2 separate regions of the Mus musculus genome follow, and region 2 is linked to region 1. The links are chromatin loops, found by intact Hi-C in ENCODE. Cell type or tissue: left cerebral cortex. All regions are shown on one strand. Each heading gives the region's core, and the rest is flanking DNA. Links, peaks and the distances in the headings are about the cores only.

Region 1 (5,375 bases), core at 138-5,137:
AGTGCTCAGAGTCTGCCACCTTCAGCCATGTTCAGCCTCTCCTGCACACTTCCACAACCTTCAAACTCTCCTAGCAATAACAAGCAAAAACCAAATTCATTTCACACTGTGATCCAATGTCCTATACTTCAATGCTGTGTTCATTTCGACAGCTCTGAAATCAGAACATAGCAATGAGACATTATGATAAGATTTATTGCTTCTTTGAGGCAGGGTCTCACTGTGTAGCACTGGCTGTCTGGAACTCACTCTGTAGACTAGACTGCTTAAACCCGAAAAGAGATCTGCTCACCTCTGCGTCCCAAGTGCTGGGAATTAAGGAGTGTACCACTACCACCTGGTGAGATTTTTAAAAAATGTACATGGGTATTCTGTCTGCACGGATGTCTGCACAGCACCATGTACCTGAGGAGGGTGTTGGATATCTTGGAACTAGAGCTATGGATGGCTGTGGGCTGCCACGTGGATGCTGGGAATTGACTCTGCTTTTTGCTACTGAGTCATCTCTCTTTTCCCAAGCCCTGGTTTTATCATTCTTAGTACTACATAGAATAATGGCCTGGTTTGTATCTGGTGGCATTTTGATTTGCTATAATGTAGGACAAAGCTGCAAGCTTCCCTGTTGCCCTTCCTGTTTATAGGGGATGGTCTCTTATTCAGGTTGTTTTTCTGGGTAATGAAATTTGTTGGTCATGACCCACACAAATGATTGGCCTACTCATTAAATAATTGTCATATACAGCTTCAAAAACGACTTGGAGAAGCTGGGTGTGGAGCATTGGGGAGACTGAGGCAGGATGAGCGTGAACTTGAGGCCAGTTGGGGCTGCACAGACAGACGTCTTTCAAAACAACCCCCTTCCAAATAAACCAAATGTTAGGGGAAGTGGCCTCCACTCATGTTTATGCTCATACAATAGGATTAAAAATCTAGCCTAGCTGTATTACCATGAACAAAATTCAGCTGTGCATACAAACATGACCTTTTTCTTCCTAAAAATTCCTTGGCAATTTCATACACGTATATAATGAAATGTGGTCATTCGCACTCCCTGCTGCTGTCTCTCATTTTTTGCTTGATTGCTTGCCTGCTTTGGAACCCCAAGGGCTGACCTCACCTCAAGATTCTCCTGTCTCAGCCTGCAGAATGCTGGGATGACAAGCGTTCACTACCACACTTGGTTTATACGCATGACCGACTTCAAGAAATTCTCATCCAGGAAGATGAATTTGCAAATACCTTATCGCGCTTTCAGGCAGGGACTTCCTCAAAGCCTATTTTTGGAAAGAACACATAAGTGACTAAACTCATCAGGGTAAACTCGCCTTCCACCCCCCCTCCCCCCACCCCCCGCCCCCAGCAAGATTCTGGGCTTATCCAACATTAAATTCTCCTAGACTTCTTTCAAAACTCTTCCCTTTCCCATCCTAAACTGTCACACCACTCAGTCCCAGTCAAGACCCCTTGATGAAAGGCCTATCATAAACCAAATCTCCAAAATTTTGTACCTAGCTCACCCTGACCTCTCTTTTAAGATTCCACAAACACTTAACATCGTGGACTCCTTTGACTCCTATAAAGCAATATGGCTGGCTTTAATGGAAGTCAGCAGAGATGCATTATAAACTTTCTGAGAGAAAGCATACGGCTTGCTATTTATGCTCACCACCACCACCACCCCGGGGGGTCCAGCCATTAGAGGAAGATGGAGGTCCCAGAGTCCATCAGGAGGAACTAGAGGGAGGACAGAGTGGGTCGGTGGAGCAGAACTTCACAGTGCCGGCTGCACTCAACAGCTGTAAATCTCGCTTTCTGTAGGCATTACTGCTCTTCTCCTGGTATTCAGATGGTATTGCTTTAAATATAATAGAGCTGGGCTCAGCTGCCTAAGCCTATAATCCAAGCTCTGGGGAAGCTAAGGCAGGGAGATTAGGTGTGCTAGGGCAGGCTGAGTTATAGAGAGATGCTGTCTCACAAAGCATATATTTTAATGTATCTCTGTATTAGGAAACATTGAAGCTCCTCTCAAGCTCTTAACTTCAAGTGACTGTGTCATCTCTGAAAGGGGTTTGCTGCTTACAGTGGATCATGGACTGCAGTGGCCATATTTTCTTTAGGATGGTCAATTACCACTGATAGAAAGGGCTAACCGAACCTCTCATTTTTCTTTTTTGTGAGGCGGGGTCTCAGTAGTCTGGGCTGGCTTTGAACTCACTATGCAGCCAAGGATTAACTGTATCTTCTAATCCTTCTGGTCTCCAAGACAGGGATCACAGGGGTACAACAACAAGCTCTCCCAGCCTTTTGAGACAGGGTCTATTATATAGCATAGGCTGTCCTGGCACTACATAGACTAGTTAACTCATGTGCCACTACTCCCAGGCAAACCCTGTGCTTTTTATATCTAAGTTCCTAAATACTTAAATTTCATCTAAGCACTGGAAGGGCAGCTATCTACCTTTCTCAGCACGCCTATGTCAAACTCTGGCTGGTCTCAGCGATCTCAACAAGCCAGCCACCCTGCTGACTGAGCTTTTGCTCAGTTTTCCCAGGACCCCTCACTCATTCACCTCCCTGGTTACCGCGGATGCTTCTAGAAGCAGCCAACGGACCCCGGGGACCGATCCCAGGGGCCTTCCCAACACCACCCTGAGCTTATCTGCTCAACAATCTGGCCTAGCATATTCGCCTTCGCCCACTTCCTCCCGACAGCACGGGACCCAGCAGCCGTTCAGACGCTCGCCCTGTCGGGTCACTTGGTACGACACTCTGGGCGGTGGTTCAGCTGAGGCCGGGGTGTACCCGCCAGCAGGCCGCGTGCAGCTCCGACCGCCCCCGCGGCGCGCGCAGTCACGGGCGTTGGAAATTCCGGCGCGTGCGGCTCCCCGGCTGGCGGGGGCGGGGCCGCCGTGGAGTGAGCCTGTGACGTGAGGGGGCGTGCCTCTGCGAGGCCCCGCCTTCTCTCCGCGCCCTCTCTGGCGGGTCGGGGTTACATGGCGGCGACTGCGGCAAAGCGAGAGCCTCGGAAACGCCGCTGCCGCCAGCACAGCCGGAGACCTGAGCCGACCTTGAGGGCTGTCCGCGGGCCCTGCACTCTGTCGATGAGTCGGAGAAGTCCCGTGAGTGTGTATGTGTGTGTGGCCGGGTGCGGGCCGGCGCGGGAGGGAGCGGCAGAGGGCCCGGCGGCGGCGCCGGCTCCCGCGTCCATTGTGTGTGACCCTCCGGGCGGCCGCCGCTCAACAAAGACGCTTTTGTTCCGTGTGCCCGCTCAGCCCGGGCGGCGCGGCCGGCTGCGAGGGCCAGGTCCCCGCGTGGGGCTGGCGGCGCGGCCGGCGCGCCCCTCCCACCCGGCACGCCCCTCGCCGGGCAGCCGGCCGCAGGCATAGCTGGCGGGCCCCCGCCGCCTGCACCGGGCTGCGCTTCGCGGGTTCGAGTCCCCGCCGCCCGCGCCCGGTTCCGCGGGTTCGAGTCCCCGCCAACGCGCAGGCGAGGGCGGTGGTCCAGGAGCGCTTGAGGCGGTGGAGGCTTGCCTTCCTGGCTCGCTGCCTCCCTCAAGCTCTCCTGTCTCCTCCCCTCCCCAGCCTGCCCGGGTGACTCGGCCTCAGCTGACTCCGGCCGGGCAAAGTCTCCGGCACGTTGCGTAGCGCTCTGCTCCTGCCCCTAAGTCCGCCCAAGTTTGTGCCTGGCGGTCCACGAGGTGCCGGGGACCGGCCTGAGACAGGGCTCCTGACACCTTTCCGGACGTTAAGGTGTGATCCGGAAAAACACCCTGATGAAAACGTACGTTACCGGTTACAGGCCTCCTCACTTGGAGCTTGTTATGATCGGACTTGGGAGTTGTGAGGAGTGGAGGGCTTTCGGCCGCCTTTTGTTCCTGCCTGGCTTTGGCTCTCCGGCTCAGGTGCCTTGGGGAAGCTGCGTGCAGCAAGCTCCTTTAGATCGCTTTCGTGTTTTACCTTTCTTTGACTTGAAAGTAGGAAAGATGGAGCGCAGGGACTTGGTAAAGGGGAGTTAGGTCTCTTTACAGTATCTAAACAGTTCGTGTTCGTTGCTAAGAGTCCGGAGGCAGTATTAACTTTTTATGGATACAGATAGATGATTGTCAGAGGGGGAAATAAAAACGTTCTCAGGCCATCAAACGAAGAGCAGCTAGCTTCAGAATAAATTGTTGATTATTCTAGCGTTTTTATTTTGGTAAAATTCTGGGTTTTGACGTTCTGTCTCTTTAACGTTGGAGAACTGCGTTGGAAAGAATTTGAGAAGAATGTGGGGTCTAACCAGGGTCCAGTCCTCAAAGGGATTTTGTTGGTTGCAGAGACAGTCGCCACGTAGTCCCAGCTAGGCTTTGAGTAACGATTCTCCTGCCTCGGCTTCCTGCTGGGTTTAACACGTGTGCACCATTGTCCCCAGCTTGAGAGTTTCTAGAAATGACAGATTTTAGTGTTTGGAAATAATTTTGAATTGAGTGGAAGAAACATATCTTTAGCTTGTAGTTGTTAAAAACCTGTTTGTAAGCTGCTTTAACAAAAATATATGTTGTATTAATGTAATTACATCATAAATCTTGCTTTACTGATGTCCCAATTAATAATTGTCATCTCGGAAGCTTGTCAGATTTGAGCAGACAGTTCTATCGCTTCAGTATTACTGTTCCTGAAAAAAAAAAAAAAAAGACCCTGGGAAAATGAAACATTGTTTAAAGTCAGCTTTCTATATGAGGATATTTTGCAGTTTAGTCATTTGCAGGAGAGGATTAAAGTAGCCTGCCCACTTTTTGCGATTAAAAAAGATTCTGGGGAGGACTGGCTTGCGGAACATTTAGTTTCTCAGTAGAAAAGACAACGGTTTTAAAGACAAGTGTAAGTGCCGAGAGCGCTGCAGCATTTTATGTAAGTTCCCGGAGGATGTGAGAACTAAGAACTCACAACCTCGCAGGCCTGCTGACTCAGGGGACCCGGGGAAGGGCCTGGGGTCCAGTGGGAGGAGGCACAGAAGGAAGGCTGCAACTTTGGAGTTGGGTGATGACTCACCCTGCCCACTGCCGCCACTACTACGTGGCTTTTTTTTTTTTTTTTAAATGATAGGCTAAAGTGTTTCTGTCCATATCAGAAATCTCTTTTTCTCCGAAGGATAGTGTCAAAAAACAAAAAAACTAATGGCTTCTTAAATTGGCTCTTAAAAGGATATCCAGTACCCTGCAGGTACAATTGTGTAACATTTGTTGAGAGAAAAGATAAAGTCAATTGCTGTTTAGTTGCTGAAATTAAATGTTTGATAATAACAGGTCTTTGGCTGCTAGTAAGAGAGATTTTTTTAGGAAGTTATATATGGACAGACAGTACATTATAGTCTTGGTGGAAATTGGCTAGTTTTCA
Region 2 (5,375 bases), core at 270-5,269, 56 kb before region 1:
TACATTAAGCTTAAAGTTGTTTGCTAGGTTACTATAAAAATAAAGAATTTTAATTAGAAAGATAGCTAAATACAGAGAACAACATTCAAATGCAGGCCTGAGAAAATACAGGGAAGAGGTAAAATTCTTAGAACTTAAACACTTAGCCAGACATGGTGGCTCACACCTGTAATCCCAGTATTTGGGAGACAGAAACAGCAGTACTGTGAGTTAGAAGCTATCCGAGGCTACAGAATAAGACGTGGTCTCAAAAAAAAAAAATTTTTTTTTTTAACTAACAGCCTGGAAGCAGGCAGATCTCTTGTGAGTTTAAGGCTGGCCTGGTCTACAGTGCAAGTTCTAAGACAGCCAAGGCTACCCAGAGAAACCCTGTCTCAAAAAAAAAAAAAAAAAAAAAAAAAAAACAAATAAAAAAATAAAGCAAAATTTTAAAACAAAAACAAAAAAAACCTTCCCCACCCTAAACAAACAAACTTAAAATTCCTCAAGAAAGTGGCCCCGCGAGCCAGGACAGGTCTGCAACCCCAAAGCCTGGGGGGCTGAGGCAGGAGACCCTCTAGGGTAACCAGCCTGTGAGGACTACAAAGTGACAATGTCTCAGAAAAGAACAGACATTCCCAGAAAAACCCCTCGTACCTGAGGAGAGCAGCCGTCCACTGGCCTGGAGACTCGGGGGACACTGCGGTTGCCTCTGCTTGTCTGGCTTCACAGGGGACTCGGCTGCTGTGGGAAGGAACTGCAACTCCTGACCTGAACTGCTGGCGGAGCCCTCACAGAAACTCGAACAGGAAGTCCCCTGACGGGCCCAGGAGCAAACAGGAAGGAGCTAACCCCACTCTGCTAGCCAGCCCCCAAGTCGCCCTAGAGCGCCCCCAACAGGCTGGCTGGCAAAGATGAACACAGCATCACAAAACTCGATCGATCGGCTTAGAGGCAGAGGTTGACAACGGACACACAAGTGTCTACTTGTAAGGGAACACACACACAGACACACACACACACACACACACACACACACACACACGTTGCCTTGGAAAGGATGGAGGCAACAGAAGGGCTCTTAAACCTTTCAGCTCACCCACAAAATACACGGGAACTTAAATTCTAAGTTAAGAAAAGGGGTGGGATGGTTAGTCAGGACTTTTTCTTTAAAAAGGAAAAAGGTTACCATACTTTTAAAGATTAAAATTAGTGGCTGGAGAGACGGCCCCTGTCGTTAAGTGCGTATGCGGCTCCTGCAGAGGACCCAAGTTCCGTTCCCAGGACCCATGTCAGACATCTCACAACCACCTGTAACTCCTGCTCTAGGGGATCTTACGCCCCCTTCTGGCCATCTCAGGTGCCCCCCTCCCCCACGGTACATATACACAAACACACATAAATAAAAATGTTTCACTTTTTTATGTTTTGTTCATTTTACATGTATTTTTTAAAAGTATAGGGCTAGGGCTGGAGAGATGGCTCAGTGGTTAAGAGCACCGGCTGCTCTTCCAGAGGTCCTGAGCTAAATTCCCAGCAACCACATGGTGGCTCACATCCATTTGAATGGGATCTGGTGCCCTCTTCTGGCACACAAGTATACACGAAGATAGAACACTCATATACATGAATAAGTAAATCTTTAAAAATAAAATCTTTTTTAAAAAAAGTATATATGACTTAGTGTAATTATTCAAGCATGTTGAATTGTAACCCTACACATGAATTCATATCCACACAGAATCTGAGAGTGTGACTATTGTAGATTGCCCTTGTGCTGTTTGTATTTTGATGCTAATTCTGTTTCCCCCTGAGGGGCTGCCTTGGATGAGGACATACTGGGGTGACTTTATGGGAACCTTCTCCCCATTTTTTAACTGGTAAAATAAAGGCTAAAGCTGTAAGTTTTAGAGAGGGGGGAAAAGGAAGAGACAGGAGGCAGGAGAGAGACAAGATAGAACCAGAAGAGGATGGAGCTGAGCCAAATGGTCTGGAGAAGCTGCAGGTAGCCAGGGATTTCATAGTTGGGCGATAAGCAGTGTAGGGTACATTTGCCCGATCTAGGTATGCAGCTTGTATTTATATCAATTGAGTTTTGTTATTTTCTGTGTGGGCATTTTGGGTTTGGAGATTTACCATTATAAATGTGGGTGGTTATTACAAGTCTCTAGTGTTATCATTTTACTGGGCTAAGGGGAGCTGAGTGAGTGGTAGCTGGCTTTCTGCAGGCAAGTCACAGTGGGTGGATGGCTTGGGAAGTGTGAGCAGCTTGGCAGCAAGTTGGCCATGGGAGCCATGGGGGGTGGGCAAGACTGCTGTTGCTGGTGTATAGCTGGTTTAGCATGGATCATGTTATTAAAAAAACAACAACAACAACAACTACACAATATACGTGACCTTATTTGGGATAGGTTTCTGCAAAAATAATCAGTTAAAATGAGGTGATGCTGGATTTAACTTGGTCCTGGGAGTAGTGATTCTTTGTTATTGCCAACAGAGTGCAGTAGAGAGGCACAAAAGTGTACAAGAAAGTAAGCTATGTTGACATACTGCCACAGCCAACAAATTCAGGAAAAGGAAGGAAGGGTCCTTGGGAAGGAGTATGGCCACACAGTCTCCTCAATTTCAGTCCTACAGACTACCCACGAGTCTGAGGAGAATCATCGCTACTGCTTTTCAACGTTCTTTAACTGCTGAGCCATCTCTCCAGTCCAGGCTTTACTGCTTGAAGCCAACCACCCTGTGATCCTCTTAAGGTGACCTAGGAAACGGATCTTTGTGTGGAATGAGAGAATGGTTGGCAAAGAGCAAAGAAATCCACCAAACCTGGACTCTCTAAAATGCCTGCAAAGTCAGCTTGCTTTTTAAATTTTTTTCTGGGAAAAGCAGTTTTCTTAAGCATAGGGACTTGCCTTAAATGTTTTATTACAATCAAAATTTCACAAACAGATCAATTAATCTCAATCAAAATAACTCATGTTTACATTGTATTTATAGACAAGCTGTACAATAAATATATAAAACGCATTCACAGTTTGTAGCTCAGTCATCTTCTTCTTCTTCTTCATCACTGATCACATACTTCTTATGCTTTTTATTCGCTTTGTCATCGTCTTCCGCTTTCCTCTTTCCAGAAGATTCACCTTCCTGAACAGATAAAAACATTTACAGTCTGAAAGTTAGAACATTTCTAGGGAAGTTTATCAAAATAGCTGAGTTGAATGACTCATTACTAAAGTAACTTTAAATATCTTGCAGTTGCTCGTTTCAGCAGCAACAGCACGTGTACTAAAATTGGAATGCTGCAGACAAGATTAGCTTGGTCCCTGGGCAAAGATGACACATAAGTAGTGAAGTGTTCCATATTTCTAAAAAAGAAAAAGAGTGCGAGGCATGGCGGTGCGGGGCATGGCGGGGCATGCCTTTGATTCCAGCACTTGGAAATACAGGAGGCTGGGACAGAGGCAGGAGGATATCTGTGAGGTACAAACAAGCCTGGTCTACAGAGTGAGTTCCAGCCCAGCCAACTCTACAAGTGGTAAAAATAAATAAATAAATGGTGATAAAATAAAAAGATAACTTTGCAGAGTTCAAGCCCAGCATATTATCTTGTACAGGGAAACCACTGTAGACACAAAAAACCACAACAACCTGGGCTATGGGGTCTGCCCTAGAAAAGGTTAGGACCCCCTCAAAGAAGCACGAGCACGCACGCACGCACTCGCACACACACACAGTTTCTTAAATGAAGATTCACTTGTCCTGATGGAACATTTTCTCCATGATCAGGTACTTAATCAACAATCTCTCTTTTCTCAGTATTCCACTTCTGTTCCCTATCTAAAATTTATTTTTTTTAGTAAGTATCAATTTTTAAAATAATTTTTGTTTGGATACATTAAAATCATAAAGGTTTTTGAGAAAATATTTATAGACATCAAAGGCCTATCTACACAGAGAATCTATTAAATTCTATTAAATCTATTAAATTCATTTGCACAATCCTCTAACAGCAACATCATGTAGGAGGTTTTCTAGAGAAGCAGTTTCGACAGGCAGAATTCAGCTTCACATTTAAGTCAACACCCCCTCAACAACTTTGACACTGGCTGACACTTCAGAACTGTCACACACACACACACACACACACACACACACACACACACACACACACACACACACCCCTGAGTTAAAGACATGAGAAGCTGGATTACATAGACCAGAGGCTGGCTGCTGGCAGGATGAGCGCGACCTTGGACTGGGTCCCTAGCAGAACAAGACCAACTTCCATGGACACACAGTCAGGGATGGCTGCAGAATGCTTCAAGATGCAACGCGGCATGCACACTCATTTCCTGATCTCCTTGGCTGAGCCTCTGAAGACAGGCAACACCCTGCACTTACTTCTTGCCTTTCTATCCCAAATGTATTCCTATAGACTGGGCGTGCCACAGCAGGGCTCAACAAAGTTTGGAGGCCTCACAAGAGCTGGCGGCAGTAAAGCAAACTCTGTAAGAATACTGGAAGATGGATCATGCCTCCAGGATGTGACAAGTCGCCTCCTTTCCACTCCTCAGCCTAGAGTAGACCCAGCTCCTTCTCTTGGGCCCCCATCGAGAGAGGCAACACTGACTTCTCTTCCCACTGGAGAATCTTGCACATTACAGCCTGCACATAAACAGGTTGTTTGGTGTCTAGCTCTAAAACTCTTTAATGGTAGACATTAGATCTGAGCGGCTGAAAGAACTGGCATGGTACTTCTAAAAATGTGTAAGGTTTTTCCAAAAGCTCTTAGACAAGGTACAGCATCAGCCCAAGGTCAGGGCCTCCTAAGGAAGTGCCAGGTCCAGCTCATTGTCAGGGTTGAGCAGCTGTGGAAAGCCTGCCAAGACCGACTGATTCCCTAGAAACTACATGCAACATGGGGGCCCCAGAACTACAACGGAGCCGTCAGGATGACCTTACTTCGAGCATGCAGAAAGCTGTCTTACTGAACACAGCTGAAACATGCCCCTGTGCCATACATACTGAAACAATAAAAACAAAACTGAACTAGAGCTTGATAATGCAGCCATGAACACGGGTTCCTACAGACACAGGCAGCTGTGACACAAGGCAGAGCAACGAAGTGGGTTTCAGAAAGGAGAGCAGAAGAGGGAAGAGGGGAGCCAGGCCCTTCCGACAAACCTTTCCCATCTTCACTTTCCAGCCTCCATCTGATCAGTTCAACTCAGTGTCCCCTTTTCTTAGCCCAACCCCCTCCGGGAACAGAGAACAAGGCAATCCCACTCTCTGAATTTCACTGCCTTTGAAGGGAGAAGCAGGGTTTCTACAGGGTTCCCTGTGAGCAAAGGGGAAGGCGCACCCCCCTTTTACACTGCTCTCCATTTAGGCTG

The links. Peaks named below come from ENCODE experiments on the same cell type or tissue, not always from the same donor. Only the 100,000 strongest peaks of a DNase experiment are listed, where the experiment ranks them.
Region 2: a loop joins it to region 1, with 5 times the contacts of the local background. A loop is called at or near these places in 1 of 42 quality-filtered maps.

Annotation. Positions count from the first base shown.
Region 1 is chr9:75,407,607-75,412,981 of GRCm38, reverse strand. It overlaps Mapk6 (mitogen-activated protein kinase 6), which reads left to right and starts at 2,966. Exons shown (of 6, transcript NM_015806.5): 1 at 2,966-3,119. 4933433G15Rik (RIKEN cDNA 4933433G15 gene) reads right to left here and starts at 2,798. Exons shown (of 4, transcript NR_040719.1): 1 at 2,216-2,798; 2 at 1,118-1,274. In left cerebral cortex, for the core only: CTCF peaks have their summits at 2,780 and 2,979; DNase peaks (open chromatin) are centred at 3,623, 3,796, 4,345, 4,896 and 2 more places; H3K4me3 peaks cover 2,995 bases; H3K27ac peaks cover 3,009 bases.
Region 2 is chr9:75,463,945-75,469,319 of GRCm38, reverse strand. Leo1 (Leo1, Paf1/RNA polymerase II complex component) reads right to left here. Exons shown (of 12, transcript NM_001039522.1): 12 at 2,888-3,126. The coding sequence ends at 3,022. It overlaps Gm7972 (predicted gene 7972), which reads right to left and starts at 747. Exons shown (of 11, transcript NM_001373998.1): 1 at 637-747. LOC115487244 (a small nuclear RNA gene) reads left to right here and starts at 3,238; the gene lies at 3,238-3,349. In left cerebral cortex, for the core only: CTCF peaks have their summits at 849 (motif pointing left), 1,577 (motif pointing left) and 2,474; DNase peaks (open chromatin) are centred at 2,184, 3,270 and 4,314.